2 separate regions of the Homo sapiens genome follow, and region 2 is linked to region 1. The links are chromatin contacts, found by Hi-C or POLR2A ChIA-PET in ENCODE. All regions are on one chromosome and are shown on one strand. The core of a region is the stretch at or near the end of the contact, and the rest is flanking DNA. Distances in the headings are between cores, read along the strand shown.

What was found. Hi-C counts contacts between places; a loop is a spot of excess contacts on that map. ChIA-PET counts read pairs that join two places held with the same protein, here RNA polymerase II (POLR2A). Pooled maps may share reads with other maps.
Region 2: a loop to region 1 is called in a map of CD4-positive, alpha-beta memory T cell, with 20 times the contacts of the local background. The contact joins the promoter of LINC00667 here to the promoter of THOC1 in region 1. A Hi-C loop is called at or near these places in 2 of 168 maps with a recorded cell type or tissue (CD4-positive, alpha-beta memory T cell and naive thymus-derived CD4-positive, alpha-beta T cell) and 9 of 50 pooled maps. POLR2A ChIA-PET finds 5 or more read pairs at or near these places in 1 of 52 experiments (activated B cell).

The regions. Positions count from the first base shown.
Region 1 is chr18:266,628-269,733 of GRCh38, reverse strand. THOC1 (THO complex subunit 1) reads left to right here and starts at 1,687. Exons shown (of 21, transcript NM_005131.3): 1 at 1,687-1,768. The coding sequence starts at 1,715. RefSeq lists a silencer at 779-958 and an enhancer at 1,349-1,818.
Region 2 is chr18:5,236,475-5,239,369 of GRCh38, reverse strand. It overlaps LINC00667 (long intergenic non-protein coding RNA 667), which reads right to left and starts at 1,270. Exons shown (of 3, transcript NR_015389.1): 1 at 321-1,270. It overlaps LINC00526 (long intergenic non-protein coding RNA 526), which reads left to right and starts at 1,341. Exons shown (of 1, transcript NR_026849.1): 1 at 1,341-2,646. RefSeq lists an enhancer at 755-934 and a silencer at 1,155-1,324.

The DNA of each region.
Region 1 (3,106 bases), core at 438-2,937:
CACTACAAATTGGCCAGAACAAGTCCATGGTCAGTGACCTTCTTATCAGGAGAAAGTAACTGAAATCAATAAAAGCTGTAGTTACGGCTGGTGGGAGAGGGTTGTTAGTGTCTGGTGGTCGATGAACTGCAAATTGTTTTAATACTGTGAGGCCAGCGCTTGTTTAGCTGCTAAAGAAAAACCTTGAAGCATAGTGAGAACATAGTTTATTTTTCAAGCGTAGGGATGCATGACTTTTAACCCTTGCTTGGCATGGGCTTAGGTCCTGTTTATACTTTGGTATCTTATTGCCATGGAGTCAATTCCGTCAGTCCTATCATCTCCGTTTTTTTTTTTGAAACAGAGTTTCACTCTTGTCGCCCAGGCTGGAGTGCAATGGCACGATCTCCGCTCACTGCAACCTCCGCCTGCCGGGTTCAAACCATTCTCCTGCCTCGGCCTCCTGAGTAGCTGGGATTACAGGTGCGTGCCACCACGCCCGGCTAATTTTTGTATTTTTAGTAGAGACAGCGTTTCACCATGTTTGCCATACCTCAGGTGATCCACTCCTGACCTCAGGTGACCCACCTGCTTCGGCGTCCCAAAGTGCTGGGATTACAGGCGTAAGCCACCGCGCCTGGCCTCTATTTTAACTTTATGGCCAGTCAGCTATCTCCTCTAAATCACAAAAGGGAGAGGGTATAACCAGGTCCGTCTGACCTCCCATCCCGTTATGACTGGGAACTCAGTTGTTAAGATTTTGCTGGTGTCCCCTTGGCCTCACGGGGGTCTGTTCAGTTGTTGGGGGGCTTAGGATTTTAAATTTACAGACTTCGAAGAAGGGAACAAGATACACGTGTGAGGGAATAAGAGGAAGTTACCCGAGTCTGAGTCAGTGCTTCCTTCTCCACCGTGTAACTCCAACTTAGAGTTACTGCCACTCGGCTTCTATCGGCCACGTCTCTCCTGGGAAGGCAGGCAAGGGACGAAATGGAGGGAGACAAGGTTTTCGCTAGGGAAGCCTCGGCCCAGGACGCAGCGCCACCCGTTTTCCAATCAGCGCCGGGCACTGCATTCCTCCTAGGTCTCTTTCTTTCAGTAGAGACCTTTTAATAATAAATACTACTTACATTGCTTTACAGTTCACACTTGCGGTCATTATTTCAGTGGAGCTTTTCAACAGCTCTGTGAGACAGGTATTATTTCTATTTCGGAGCAGAGAGAACAGCGCCCTTGAGCCACAGGGCTCATACATCCGGAGCCTATCACCACTCCGCATCTTAAGCTCCCGGGATGACCGCGGACTGGCGGCCCAGGACCACTGCTCCAGCTGTTTCCCCAGGTAATCCACCTGCCTTGGGTTACCTTTTAGCGCGGCCCAGTTAGCCGCAACCAGCCACCATTTACCCGCTTTCCCCAAACCAGGAAAACCACAGAAACGCATGTGCGCGGCCAGTCTCTTCCACGCCCGGGAACGCAGAGCTTACAGACCAAGGCCGCCCAAGTCCCCTCACCCCAAAGGCTACCCAAGAACCCCGAGTAGGCTGTTTGGCTGACTCAGGCGCCCAACGCCCACCCGAACTGAGTCGCTAGGGAAACTCCCAACTGCCAGCTCGCCCGACCGGTGTTCACAGGCCACTCTAGCCGGGCTCAGAGAGACCGCAGTCTCGTTGCTCCTGGCTTGACGTCATCGGCAGGCGCCGCAGCGCAGTGGCGGGCACGCGCAGCCGAGAAGATGTCTCCGACGCCGCCGCTCTTCAGTTTGCCCGAAGCGCGGACGCGGTTTACGGTGAGCTGTAGAGGGGAGGGTGCAGGCCTGACCCGGCGCTATGCTTTGTCCTCTTCTCCCTGAAATTACTCGAATTTTGCCCTGGGGTAAAGTGAGACAGAGGTGTGTCCGCCTCAGCGTCCGCTCCGGGCCCCGTCGGAGGTTGAGGGGTAGGGAAAGACGCACTACCCGCCTCTTCTTTGTGGGCTGGGCCGTCCGCCTCCGCCCACCCTCCAGCGGGTCCCCGGACTGCGTGCTGGGCGCCTCGGCTCCCCGCTTGGAGTGCCCACCTGCAGACTACTGCTGGTTGGGTCCATCCTCTCAGCTCGTTTAGTGGGGCAGGTGTCTCGAGAAGGGGAAGGGGAGCTGCTGAAGGGGGAGGGTGGGAGTGGTTTCAGTCCAAAGACCTGGCTCCCGCCCTAGCCTTCTGAGCTACCAAGTGCTTGTTCCCGCCGTCTCTTCACCACCCCTTAACCCACCGTGTCTAACTCCTAAGCGATCGATGAGATCCTAAGCGGGAAAAGGCAGATAGATCACCTTGGGAAGGGTAACCAGATGCTATTTTATTCTTGCTCAATGTGGAAGGGTGGTTTTGAGCATTTGGGAAACACTTGACAGATCACTTTCTCATTTAACTATTAGAGTAACACTGTGAAGTAGGCTAAGTTGGTTATTCCTGGTACATGAGGTAGAAGCTGACACCCCCCAAAAAGTTGTGACTTCAGTGGTTTTTCTGACTTTAGACACTCTGTTCTTTTTATGTTGCTCGTCACAGCAACGTAAGTATGAAGAACACTTTTAAGTTGCCTGACTCTATTCGTCTCTAGCATTTGCACCAACATTTCTCAGATATTCGGCTGTGTTTTGGTAGTTATAGGGATGCCAGGATGAAAATTGTGTGAAAGAAAAATTCATCCTTTGTAGTAAGTAGTTTTCTTGTTTGCAGGGTTATATATATATATATATACATATATATACGTATACGTATAATATATATATACACACACACACAGTGTGAGGTTTTTTTTAAATGGATTATATTTTGTGTATGTCATCATAATCATTTTCTTTGTGTGCGTTTTGCTGCAATCTCTGGTGCTTTGAAAGCCTGCTAAGAGTAACTGTTAGGACTATCCAAGATCATATTGGCGGCCGGGCGCAGTGGCTCACGCCTGTAAATGCAGTACTTCGGGAGGCCGAGGCGGGCGGATCACCTGAGGTCAAGAGTTCAAGGCCAGCCTGGCCAACATGGCAAAGCCCCGTCTCTACTAAAAATACGAAAATTAGCCAGGCGTGGTGGTGGGCGCTGTAATCCCATCTACTTGGGAGGCTGAGGCAGGAGAATCGCTTGAACCCGGA
Region 2 (2,895 bases), core at 21-2,520, 5.0 Mb before region 1:
TAATTTTAAATATACCATCTTTGGCAGCAAAAATCAAGCTGGGCTTTCCTTCTCCTTTATAAATTGCATATATTTTTAACATATATTAACACTTTAAAACCGTGGGGTGGAAAGTTTAAAATGCCATAAAATAAGAATCATATATGCATTCTTTACACTGTAAAGCATTTTACCAGACATTAGAATCTGCATTCAGAATTCTTTCTCAGAACGTAAGTGTTCTTGAAGACATATATTTTGTCTTACTAATCTGTTTCTTCCAAGCACTACTGTACTAGGCATACGGTAAAGATATACATTCAAGTTTTAAAAGTAAATACTTTTTCCTGGTAGTGGCCAGGGCCTGCGTTCCTCAGACCAAAAGGCGCAAACTGGCATTGCTGTGATTTCAGAAGAGAAGTGAAATGTATAAAACGAAGTAATTCTGGGGAAGGAAAATGTCACAATTTTTCTTCAGTGTTGTCAGGCACACTAACCCGGGAAGCCGTCTCTGGGCCTGAACTATCCAAATTAGTGTCCGAGGAAGTGTGACAAATGCAGGCCCTTCCAAGTTTGACCCTGATTCTCAAAGGTGGCCAAAAGCCGTCTCTAGAAACGGCGGTGGCAGCGGCGTGATTCTGGGAGGTCCATTCAACTTTTAACAGGTCCTGGGCAGTGACCGGGTTGCTGGGCAGTGCAAAGGCATAGAGATTGGCGAGAACAGGCGGCGATCAAGCTTCCCAGCGAGGGTCAAAGTCCAGCAGCTTGGAACTAGTGAGCCGGGCTTGTAGGAGTGAAGCGGCTCGCGCGGGCCCGGCCGGCAGCCGCTCCCCAGACACCGGGGATCCGGCCCGACTGTTTCCTACCCACGACGGCGAAGACCCGCTACAGCGCGTCCACGAAGCCCCAGTACTGAGCCAGGACGGGGCTCTCCCTCTCGATGTAGGCGACTACGAACTGCTCCGCCAGCCGGTGAGGCAGCTAATTAAGAAAGCCACCTTCAGGATGTCTTTCGAGAATCTAGCCTCGAAGAAAGTCATGTAAGAGAACGCCTGCATCAAAAAGTCGGGAGGCCGGGCGGAGTCGCCGTTAAACGTCCAGGGAAAGCCACCAGGTGGGCCGGCGAACGCTCCCGGGCCAGCAGGTAGGCTTTCTCGCACAGCAGCCCCCGCACCCGGTCCGTAAGCTCGTTGTTCTCCCTGCGCCGGGCATGGTTCTAGGTCAGGAGGTCCTACATCATGACAGCCAACGCGTCCATCCTGCGCCTCCCCGCAGGCCTTGCTCCCCGCTCGGTCCCTCCCGGCCGCGGCGCTGCCGGAAGTGCGTGTCGGCGCGGGGGCGGATCCCGGTGGCGGCGAGGGGCGGACTCCGCGGACAAGGCCAGGCCTAGCCTTGAGCTCCGTCGGGCAGGGCCGCCGGGATTGGTGTCCGGCAGAGCGTGAGCCCAGCGGGCTGGAGTCGGCGAGCGGGAGTGAAAGAAGAAAAGCTAGAGAGCGAAGGCAAAGCCCGAGGAGAGAGGGCCGCGGTCGGCGGAGGAATCTGACTGCACGGTTGCGTGCGCTCACTCCCGGAGGGCTCCCTCAGGCGGGCGGCTCCGCTAGTGGCTAAAGGCAAAGCATTCCGGGGCGCGGCGCATGAAGTTGAGCTTCGTCCCTGCTAGCCGCCGCTTTCTCCCCAAAAATACATCCTAGCCTTAATGTTTATGCCTCCATTGCCCCAGTTCTTATCTGTTTTGCTCAATGTCTCATAGCTACAAGAAGGCAATTTCTGACGAAGCCCTCCGTCCCTTCCAAATGGATTATTTTGGCGGGCTTCCACCCGGACAGTATGCCACCCGAATGACTGGACAAGTGCACGGGAGCGGCTGTCATTTGCGGAGTGCGCCTTGCGATCTAGGCGCCTCACAGCGCAAATTATCCAGTAATTTCTCTGAAATCGATGCTGGTTTGTTTTCCCAAGGCAAATCAGCAGCTTATACAGACATTGGGGCCACAAAGCCGGTGGAACAACGGGAGACGGCTTCCTGAGTGTCAGGTCCTCCAAGATGAGCTTAAACTTCGGGTGGTGGGCAGGCTCGGTAGGCGGGAAAGGCCCGTGTCCAGATGAATGCAGTCCATGTTTATATTGATGAAAGACACGTATACCATTTGGTCCAGCTCAACCATTCTTAACAAGTGCTGGCTGTGAGCACTGGTGTGTGTGTGCCTGCGTGCAACCAGCAATGTAAGTGATGACCAGCTGCATGATGCCTTAATTTGAGTGGACAAAGTCGGTCAAGAACCACTTTCAGGCTTCTGGGTCTCCAAGTCTTTGTCTCCCTGTATCCAAACGAGGCATTCCAAGTTTGACAGCATGGAACATTGCATGTCCGAAATACCAACCGTGAAACTGGGTAAAAAGCTTCAGGAGGTGATATTGATGTGTATAGTTTAGGAAATAAAACCCAATACTTACTTCAAAGAACGTAATTTGTGGCTTTTTAGAGAGAAGGATACTTTGACAGTTTTCATTTGTCGTCTACATGTATATGGTACGTTTCATTCTGCCTTTTAATTAATTTGGTATTTTACTATGAAAACTACTTTGTATTAATAAAATAATGTATTTCCAATGTTATAAGTTGTGTTATAACAGTTTCAAAAGCCAAATAAACAAGATGCATTTTGATATCAATTGTTTAAAACGCGTATTTTGAGGAAGAACAAATTCATACTCAAAAAAGTTATCTTTGGGTGGAGTATTGTGGAAAATTTTTACTTTATACATTTCTAGGTTTCTGAAGTGACTGTATTCATTTTATAATTATAGAAACAAGACGTTAAATCCAGAAAACAAAACTTAAGCTTAACCAACTAGAAACTGTCAACCAACTTCTCACTAGGGACTTCCCAATTTAACCAAATATTTTTATTTGTT